Linked DNA regions of Mus musculus: region 1 is linked to region 2. The links are chromatin loops, found by intact Hi-C in ENCODE. Cell type or tissue: heart. All regions are shown on one strand. Links, peaks and the distances in the headings refer to the core of each region. The heading gives the core; the rest is flanking DNA. Region 1 has its middle 10 kb from the start of Gm36388. Region 2 overlaps Gm37896 (a long non-coding RNA gene).

Evidence for each region. Hi-C counts contacts between places; a loop is a spot of excess contacts. Peaks named below come from ENCODE experiments on the same cell type or tissue, not always from the same donor. Only the 100,000 strongest peaks of a DNase experiment are listed, where the experiment ranks them.
Region 1: a loop joins it to region 2, with 2.4 times the contacts of the local background. A loop is called at or near these places in 2 of 42 quality-filtered maps.

Annotation. Positions count from the first base shown.
Region 1 is chr1:187,659,421-187,664,802 of GRCm38, reverse strand. It overlaps a transcript of Esrrg not described here. Among named protein-coding and RNA genes, the nearest start is that of Gm36388, 10 kb to the right of the region's middle. In heart, for the core only: no CTCF peak of the experiment used is centred there; a DNase peak (open chromatin) is centred at 2,542; H3K4me3 peaks cover 762 bases; H3K27ac peaks cover 750 bases.
Region 2 is chr1:187,449,675-187,455,056 of GRCm38, reverse strand. All of the region lies in intron 1 of Gm37896 (a long non-coding RNA gene), which reads right to left. Among named protein-coding and RNA genes, the nearest start is that of Gm37896, 4.5 kb to the right of the region's middle. In heart, for the core only: CTCF peaks have their summits at 442 (motif pointing left) and 2,670; no DNase peak of the experiment used is centred there.

The DNA of each region.
Region 1 (5,382 bases), core at 285-5,284, 210 kb before region 2:
TGATTGGTTCTACCATGGTGATACTAATAGGAAAAGATACACCTGAGGTCTATACAACTCAGCATGACCTCAGAGGGTGTTCAACTACATAGTTAGTCAGAAGGATCTATATATCAAAAAGAGGCAAAATATAAGCCCACGGTTTCCTTTCGTTCCCACATTATGTGATCGTTTATACAACGTAGGAGGGAACAGAAGCCCAGCCCAAAACACCCATTCAAGCTCTCTTTCACTTTAAGACAAATATGCCTAGGAGTCCTTAGCATAAAGTATCCAGGAGACTGAGAACATCCTTGTTCCTCCACCCTGTGTGCGACAAGGTCCACCTCCAAATCCCGACAAGGGCAAAGCTGAGGCCCTCAGCCCCTCTAAGTTGTGGACCAGACTTCTCTCCTTGTTGCTACTTATAAGCACAACTGGACGCAGTTCATCACACTAACCACGAGTGAGTAACTAACACAGACACAGTTTATTCAGTAGTGGTGGTTGATGTTTTAAGTTGAAGGCAATTTATAAAGACCACCATTTCCACACCCAGTCACCGTCATTCCCAGAGAAGTGCAGATGCCATCACGAGACCTGGCCCTTTCAGAATCCAGAAAGGGTCTGGATGCATTAAGAGAGCAAACAAACAAACAAACAAACAAAAACCTGAGATTAGACTCAGGACTCCTACTTCCCCCAAGCTTCTAATGTGTTCATTATTATCCTACAAAAGTTGATTTGAGAGCAAATAACATTTTTCAGAAAGTCCAAGGTTACAGATTAATCCAGAGAACCAGGAAGAAGCAAAGACAGATGTACCACTTAAAAGGGACATGGAGTGACCTGTGATCTTGTTACATCTAGTCTAGAGGAGTTGCACGGTGCAGGAAGCACGGTCATCCATTAAAAAAAAAAAATTACTCAGCTTCATTTTGTTTTGCTTCTAAACTAAAGGTACTTACCACTGGAATTCCACAAGTCCCCATGCTTTCCCCACAACGCACAGGCCACCTTTCTCCGTGGAAGCCCAGAGGAGGGCCTGTCAAGTTCAGGGGGATACTTACTCTAGTGGGTTAGAATTAGGCAAGGTGGGGAAGAGAAAAGACAGACTTTCCCTTTAAAACTGAACATAAGCGGATCCCGAATCACATGACCTTTTACCGTAATTTCTATTAAAATCATTTCATGTCTGGTTGCCCCTGCTCTCCTGGCTCATTTGTATTGTTTACAACAAGCCACTGCACAGCCAGTTGGTAGCGGCTGACTCCATGGTTACCCGGTTTTACATTCACTAGTTAAATGGAATGCATCTGGGCTGTGGGTTCCAGGGAGCAAGCTCTTAAGTAACCACAATCCAGCTATCAATCAGGCTAATCTGAGAGAAATTAATCTTATAAACGTAAGTATTGTTGCAGATTAAAAATTGATAGAAAGAGGGCACCAGCTTTTACAGGCTGGAGTTCCAAAAGTGGGTAGGCTGAGAGACAGCTCAGAGCCCAGCGGTGTTTGGTTTGTGGTCCTTCTGACAGCCAGTCAGGTTGGGTACCTAAAAAGCTTTCAGAGGTAATAGACCACCCTCGACAAGCAAATTCGCTACCCGCCTTCCCCCAGAGACCTGAACATTTCTTTCACCTGGCAGCCCTTAGAATCAAAACACAGGTTTAACCAGTCTGCAACCCAAGCAAAGTAAATTAAACAGATGCATCCAGGACCGTCAGACACCAGACAAACACTGAATAGGATTCAATTAAAACCGAACCTCAGAGGAATATGCTATGAGTAAATTATAACTGCAGACTGGTACAGTTTATGGAGAGGAAGCACAGTACAAACTCATTCCATTGTCCAGGAATTTATGTAGTTAATTCTTTAAAAGCATTCCCCCCCAGAGCTAACTTGTTCCTCAAGATGGACAAGACCAACAATTATCGGCCCTAATAAAAACTGAGAAGTTGTATAGTTTAATGCCCACAATAATTGGCCCACGAGCCACATCTATGTGCTAACTGAGAAGGGCAAATAGCTAGAGCTAAGATATTACAACCTCCGTCTACTGCAAAGTCACTGTATCAGAGGCTACAATTGATCTGTTGCCTCAGAACGAATTGAAACTGAATGTAACATAAGGTCGGAAAAAATCCCTCCTGTACTGCTAATCGGATATTGTATAATGGTTGATTGCAGCTTTGCCTTGTCCCATTGCTGCCTAAATCATACATACTTACACGTTCTGGGCTCTTCCAAGAGTTTGGTGCAGTTTCAAGGACAAATGTCTTAAGCAAGCCTCTGTACTGTGCAGCGGGGAGTCTGCTCTGCTCGGATCTGATGACTGGAGTCTGGTGCTAAATCTGACAACACAGAGGAAACTTCCTGGGTGAAGAGGGGATCTGGGAGAGTCTCGGGTTCAAAAGGCTGCTGGGAAGGTGCTGCTCGCTCTGCTCCGGGGCTGTGTGTACAGGGTAGCAGCTGAGCTGTTTGCAGCCCTGCAGAAAGGAACCTTTACTGAAAACCAATGGTATCACATTTCAGAGGAGCCCGTGCCAAGTGCTGGAGAGCAGAGCAACCTTTGACAACTTCACACAATTCACCCCAGCGGACTCCAGCACAGGTCAGGGAGAAGTGTGGAAGGAGTCTCCCCTCCGCCAGGTCTCATCTCTGCTACTCAGCACAGGACCCGGCTAACCGAAGACTGGCACCAGCTGGACGTGGCACCAGAGCAAGGCACACACACAGCTCCCTGCACAAAGCTTCCGTCTCAGCTGCCCTCACCCACCATGTCCAATAGGCTAACAGAACTTTCCCAGTTAATCCAGTTTGTGCTTGTGTGTATGTGTTTATATCTGCTTATAGTGTGTGCACGTGTTTACCTGTCTGTGTGCACATATACATCCAGAGGCCAGACATAGATGTCCAGTGCCTTCTTCAATCCCTCTACACCGCAGTTTTTGAAACAAGGTCTCTCGCTGAAGCTGGACTCAATGATTGGCTAGGTGACTGGCCACACTAGTCCCTGGGACCCTCCTTCTCTGCCTCCCTAACACCGAGAGTGCAGCGGTGTGTGGTGCTACTCTGGCTTTGTGGCAAGTGTGCTGTGAATCAGAACCCAGGCCCCCATGCTTGTACGGACGGCACTTCACTGGCACAGCCACATCCCTGGATCCTTAATCCAATATTTTAAAGTGTACTTCCCTCCGTTTTTCTTTCTCTACCCCTTTGTCTGAGACCCCCGTGAAGTTCCTACGAGATGACTGAGAAGAGGAAAGGGAGGAGCGGGTCCTTCCAGACCGAAATCTAGACGTGCTGACCGAGAGCACTGCTGTCCTAAGCCTGGCCCAGATCTGCCTGGGAAAATGGTGAACTATTGTCAAAGTCTTCTTACTGCACGTCAGCCACACTGCAGTCTAGGAACAATAACAATGCACTCCGGTGTGCCAGTCAGGCCCTGTCATGCCAGGACGTCGTCAGCCTGATGCCCGGTTTAACTTCTATCCCGACACTACCCCTCCACCACACAAGATCAACAGTTGCTCAAAATATCCGCTGTTTTTTTTTTTTCCATCTATGAAAGGAATGCAATCTCACCACCATTCAAGATTTTTTTTGTGAAGATTTAAAGGCTAACATATGTTGGGGATGGACCGCAGAGCCAGGCACTCACGCATTCATAAACATTTACTGAGCCTCTGTTCGCAGTCAGGCACAGTGCCAGAAACTGTGGGCACAAAGTCAATCACAACACAGGACCTTCCCTCAAAGCGCAGGTCCCTAAGAGTAAATTCTTCCTTCCTCTTGTCCCATAATCCCTGCAGCCCCTATTGAACCACTCAAGAGCATTTCCAGATCTTCTTTCTCAGGCCTGGAGAGGTAGCTTGCTGGTAGAACAGGGAGTGGCCTGCCTACGTCATGCCCCGAGTCCATCTCCAGTACGTACAAACAAACAAACAAAAAACTAAAGGAGTCTCTTCCTCTCATTTGACTATCTTATGAACCAGATGAGACTATAGCCAACTAATAAGAGGAAAGAACATATCTTAAATAGGACACACCGAGTAGCCTGAAGCCTGGGTGTCAATGGGGCTCTCTGGGGGCGCCCAAGTACTCCTTAAGGGATCTGCATGAATTGGTCATATTCCATACAATTCTTTCTCATTCTGTACCTGAGTTTTGTTTGTTTGCTGTTTATAGGGCTAGGCCCCACATCCCTGAGCTGTGACTCCAGCCTGCAATGCTGTCACCGTAATGATTAGTATACTTCCCTAAAGGCAGCATGGATGTCTTAAAGCAGAGGCCATCTCTTAAGCATGAGGCTGCATTGCTAACTGACCTATCGTGATGGTAAAGGCACAGGGTGGTCAATACATTTTTGCTAAATGGGAGAGAAACCTGAGCTGGGCTGACTGTATTCACTGACCAGTTTCAGAGGCAGCTTTCAACGCAGATGGCAAGAAGCTCATCTGCAACTCGCAAATAATCATACGTCCGTCAACGGTCGCGGTGCCAAACCCACAATTAAGCTTCCTGGGTTTTGTTTTCCTCTTGTTTAGCACATATCTACTCCAGACTGAGGACCTCATGGGTTAGACAAAAGCAAACAGCAATTGGCTTTCAAGGACAAATTGGGTCTCACAACATTTTTGATTTCTACTTTTACTGAGTGTCTAGGTTTAACAGATCACCAAATGCAGGCTTCTGCCCATCATTATCTGGGAAGCCAGTCAGCTAAGGATGCCCCAGTTTCAGATAGAATCCAAACATAATTCTCTGAATCTGTGTTTTTAAGTGCATTGTCTGTACAAACAGCCCATTTCTTGAAAAATTTCTTACCTATTCCTTCAACATAGGCTTTGGAATATAGTTCATTTATAATGGCAAAATTGGCTAGGCTTAATATCATTGAATCATTCATAAAAATATCCTAAAGACATGTGTGCCATGGAGTCAACTGACCTCCCATTCGTTACTTCTAATCTTATAAGACATGTTTTTCAAATGCAATTTATAGAAGCATTTTTTAAGTATTTATTACCAAACAATTCCTATAGCCTTCACAAAATGCATACATTTCAAATTAATATCAATGCTACAATAAAGGTGCAAATGACAGGTAAGGTTTGAAACAAAACTATCACTGAATATTGCACGTAGAAAAGGGATGTGGTGTGTCTGTGTGTGTGTGTGTGTGTAAAATCATCTGGCCTATTTTTGCTGTCCTGCAATGGTTTTGATGGTTTATTTGGGTAAGAACTGGCTTTCTTGGGGTGGGGGAGAGCAGTAAATAAAGATGCTGGTGCACTGGCATGGTCTACATCGAAATCACCATGCCTATGGAGTGCTCAGCTGGCTCGCCGCATGCATTCTGCTGCTGCCCATCTATGTGTTACTCTCTGCTTCTTCCCT
Region 2 (5,382 bases), core at 224-5,223:
CTGTTCTCATTAAATGTTTCCAAAACTGATCAGTAAAAATAAGCAACGCTGAGGGATGCCGGGAACCAGGGCTTATGGTTTTATCAAGGATGGTGGAACTCCCCAAATATACACATATTTGGACTGGGTGAGGAGCAAGACTTTTAAAGTAGGGCTGACCTGCACAATCAAGGTGGTTTTTGCCTTTTGAGTTCATCTAAAGGCTGACCTTAAATTTCCTGTTTCCTAACCGTATCTTCTCTGAAGAAGAGGTGCTAAAAAAAAAACTACTAGTTTCTCTACTTCGAACATCTATGTCCCAATAACGGTGATCTTCCTGGGTGAAGAGATGGCTCAGTGATTAAAAGCCCTGGTTGCACACTACTAAAAAGAACCCAGCCTAGATACCATACTGGCTCAGGACTGGCTGTAACTCCAGTCCCAGGGTATCTGACGCCCTCTTCTGGCCTCTGGCAATACTGTATGCATGTACCTCATACAAAGGCAAACATACAGGGAAAACACTAATGCACACATACACAATAACTTTAAAGAGAATAATAGCTTAGTCCTTGGGGAATTTGAATTGGAGTCCTAGTTGTATAGTTCTTACAAGAATTCTCATCGTGCATTAGACCTCTATTTAATGGGAGTTATTAAGAATACCATTTTCAGCTACTTCAACATTGTTATCTCTTGAGACAGAGTTAGGCTGCTCACTATGTAGCCAGGCATGGCTTCGAACTCATGATTCACCTGCCTTCATCTCCATGCTGGAATTACAGGTATATGCCACCATGCACAGTTTACGTCGTGCTAAGCATTAAACCAATTTAATTTTTTTTTGTTTGTTTGTTTTTTGTTTTCGAGACAGAGTTTCTCTGTGTAGCCCTGGCTGTCCTGGAAACTCATATTGAAGATCAGGCTGGCCTTGAACTCAGAAATCCGCCTGCCTCTGCCTCCTGAGTGTTGGGACTAAAGGCGTGCACCACCACACCTGGCTCAACCCAGGGCTTATTTCGTGCTAGGCAGGCACTCTACCAACTGAGCCTCATTCTCAGCTCCCCAGCTTTTATTTTGCATGAGTGTTTTCCTTCTCATATTGACAAAGTTTAAAAAGACTCCCCGGGCTTCCCACCCACACTCATGCTACCATGTATGTGGTGCTTAGCCTGAAGTGCATTCCATCACTTGATCTTCTTACAAATGTCTAATTAGAAGCATTAAGATGGTTTGGGAGGTGGTTTATTATATGAAAATGTGTCCTGCTTAGGCACGAGGACCCAAGTTTCAACACACCCAGACCTACCTGCACATTTCTATAACCCTAGCACCGGTCAGGGTGGAGACAGAAGACTAGACGGGACTTGCTGTCCAGCCATCTAGGCAGAGAATTCAGGCTCCAAGTTCAGTAAGAGACACTGTCTCAGAAGAATAAGGAGAAGAGTTATACAGCCAAGCATCGAATATTCTTCTCTGGCCTCTTCACCTAGACTTGTGCACATGTCACACATGCATAAATCATGCACAAGTGTCCCTCCACACAAATAAATTACTAACAAAATTAAATCATTTTTTAAAATTAAGAAAATGCATTTAATACATACTAATTTTTTCTGTGATGATATTATGTATAATTCCATATATATTATGAGATTCTTATAGAAAAGTGTCATATTATGTGAACAGATATCTAATTGAGACAATTTAAGGTAGAAAGAATCCATTTTGGCTCATGACATCAGAGGGTTCAGCTGGAGGTTACATCAGCCTGTGTACCTGGATAAAAGATACAGTGGCCGTAATGTATGACATCACAATTCAAACAAAGGGGTGCTCTGTGGGGGCTGCCTGACATCTAGAATTCGCATCTAGATTCACAGTCAGAATCTGCATCAGCAGACTCACATTGAAAATCCACTCCCAACCCCCACTCGACCTGAGATGCACTCTCAGGCCTGTTTTCCAGGATCACCCTGCTGCCTTCAAACCCAGTGCAGAGCGCCCACTGTAAATTATTCATTTTGAAGGTTGGATAATGCATTTGGTGCATCCAACATTCGTAATAAACAACCACACTTAGAGCACAGGTCTTCATGCCAGAAAACAGCCTCCTTCATCTTAATCTTCTCCTTCTCCGTTTGCACATCGTGTTCCTCGGGCACTTTCTCACACTTCCTTCCCTTGTTAAACCTAAGTGTATGGGTAGGGCAGAGCGGGCGATGCTCTTGCAGGCATGCCCGTCACTCTAATGATCCTTACCTCCTCTTGTGCCAATCGAATCTGGGAGATGAGAGGATTAGAAGGTCCCACACGCTGCAGCACAGCTTTGAAGGACAGTCCGCTATGCCGTTGTTCTTCTCCCACTCATAAACAAGTGTAGTACTCCTGTCATGGCAGGCACTGGGTTAGCCTGAGAGTGTTATCAGCGAAAATTTAAAGCTATCCCTCAGTGGGTCTTGCTGTGCTGTGGGGGAGATCGTGTGCAGAAATGACTTCACTCTGTGTGTTCCTTTCTATGGTGGACATGTGTCGGCTGTGTTTTAACCCAGAAGAAAACCCAAAATGGGTGACTATGACAATTAATATAGATTTGCAGCTCAACGGGATTTAAAATTACCTAGATTGCAATCCCCTGGGCATGTCTGTGAGGGAGCATGCAGATTGGATAGCTGAGGTAGGAAGCGCGCCCCCTGCCGTGTGGATGGTAACATTACATGTTTAGGTCCCTGATCAGAATAAGAAAGAGAAAGCAGGCTAACACAAACCTCTCTCTGCTTTTCAACTGCAGATGTACTGTGACCAGCAGCCTCACTCCTGGTCTCCATGCCTCCCCCAACCCGTGACAGACTGTCTTCTCAAACTATGATCCAGAATAAGCCCTCTCTCCCTTTAGTTGCTTCTGTCATGTAAACCCTCTGTGTTTTGGTTAATAAAGTTTGGTGTGTAATCAGCTGCATTCTCTGGAGTTGTGTGTCGATGCCACCTTATACGGAACTGCCTCTGGGGACACAGAAAAGAACGAAATAGAATTTCTAGAGCTGTCAGACCAAGGTAGTTTGCTGAGATGCCCAATGAAAGCTCAGGATTGCCCTTCCCTCCTCCACATTGAGTATTGTGATCTAAAGGAGAGGAAAGTTGGATAGCGTGATTAAGAGCATTCTTTGGGCAGCTCTAGTTCTTAAGACTCTATAAGATGCGTACTTCTGAAGGTTTTTTTTCTCCCCTCTCCAAGTCTTACAGATTGTAGCTATCATTCATGTGCCACCCTAAACTCTAGGGTTCACTGATTACAAAATACAGCATGGTAGCTGTTCTCATGGACTTCCCTGGGTGTGTAAGAAACAACTCAAAACCCACAAAACAGTTAACTGGTATTGCCAAAGGTAAAGGGTTCAAAAATGTCTCAAAAACTCATTAAAATGTCCCGTATAACATGAACTTAGCTGCAGCTTTTGTATATTTGAGGTGATTTACTTCTGAGGTGTTGAGTCAAGATCTTACTATGCAGTCTAGGCTGGCCTAGAAACTCACTATGTGGCACAGGCTAGCCTACAGCTCTCAACAATCCTCCTGCCTCAGCCTCCCCAGTGGTAGGAGTACAGGTATGAGCCACCCATCTGACCTAAGAAGACTGTTTATATACTAGACTAATAAGGCATGTCTCTTATTTTAGATTCTATTTGTGGGTGTTGGGGCACTATGTACATACACATGGAGAACAAATTGCCAGAGTCAGTTCCCTCCTTCTATATCTTGTGGGTCTGGGAAATGAATCTTAGCTCATCAGAGGGACCACTGAGTCACCTTCTCATCAGTATCCTTTTAACTGAGAACATGGTGGAAGGTACTGGAGTGTCAGCGGAGGCTAGGACACGCATGGGGTAGGAGAGAGCTCCGAGGAGTCTCTGAGCACCATCTGTCTGCTCCTCCGACAAGTTCAGAGCCTTTTGAGTGTTCAAGATACTACGGTGGAAGCAACCTCTACTCTGTAGCAATGTCAGATGCAATCAGAGCTGTGGTCCTGAGAGATAACTGACCTGACAGAAAGAACTCACTCCTCAGGCAGCAAGCGGACAGCTCAGAGGTAGCAAGGAGATCAGGGCTTCTCAGAGCAGGCAGCACAGCCCCGAGAGCTTCCTCCCAGCCAATGGGCTTTGGTGACAGAGCTCAGTAGGAGGAAGAGATGGATTTGAATCTGAGCAGCATTTAAATCTGAGCTTAGAGAAGCTAAGGACTCCATCTGCAGTCACAGGACACCTTGATAGGAACATCACAGTGTGAGGTGGACAGAGGACACAGTACCTAGAGGCCAGCCACTGCATATTTATAGTGATAATTCCCAAAGTTTTGACACTGCTGGGGGTCAAAGGAGAATAATCTCCAGGCGCTGTGGTGTGCATTTTCCTCAGACAGTTTTCTAGAAAAGCTGACAAAATTTTCTCACTGTGATCCCAACAATTGTCTGTATCTGTTATCTGACTACAAAACAACATTCAAACCCAGCATGGGAATACATACCATCATCCTGCCATTCGGGAGGGAGGATAAAGAAAAAAAAGCCTAGCCTGGCCTCCTACCGGGTGATACTTTGTCTCAAAAAAGAAAAACAAAACCAAACACTGGCAACAACAAAACACACTTGAAAGATTTACTCTGCACATTTACATGTGGCACATGCCTTTAATCTCACTGGAGAAGTTGGGGCAGGAAGATAGTGAATTCTAGGCTCGCCTGGGCTACATTGTGAGTCACTGTAACAAAACAAACAAAGGAACGAATGGATGAGTGAACAAAAGATTCTGTCTAAGTGACCCACTGAAGGTCAAGGTGCAATGGGGGCTGGGCTGGAAGTAGAATCAAGTATTTCTGTCTTGTTAGGTCTTTGCAGTGCTCCAGGCTACTTCTTATTTAAGCCTGTGTTCTCTAGAACTGCCAAGTACCTACAGAGAACTTCTCCTTGGGTGAGTGTGGCAGGCTAGAATGCAGGGGTGTGGGGGTGGGAATGTGATTGGTCAATTTGTGAACTGGACAGTTCAAAACAAGAGAGGGGAGGCCCGATAGAGGAGGATGAATATCCTCAAATTTCCTCTTCCTCTCCGTTCTCAGCAGGTCTTAGCAGCCCCCGTTTCAGGTCTGGTTTAGTGCCAGGTGCACATGTTAGAGGTCTTGCCGGGTTGCCTTTAGGGCAAAGAACATGAAATAGAGCCATGGTACCTGTTCTTAGGGTAACCCAGAGGGAGCTAAGGGTAGAGGGTTGTATCACAGGAATCTTCTGTGTCTAGGAAACCCCAACACCTTCCAAGCCGGAGCCAAGTGTGCAGCCCCAAGGCTTACTAATGTAAGATTTCTGTGACCAAAGGCCTTGACACGCATGGTTCTACTTATCAGTGAGAGTAATAT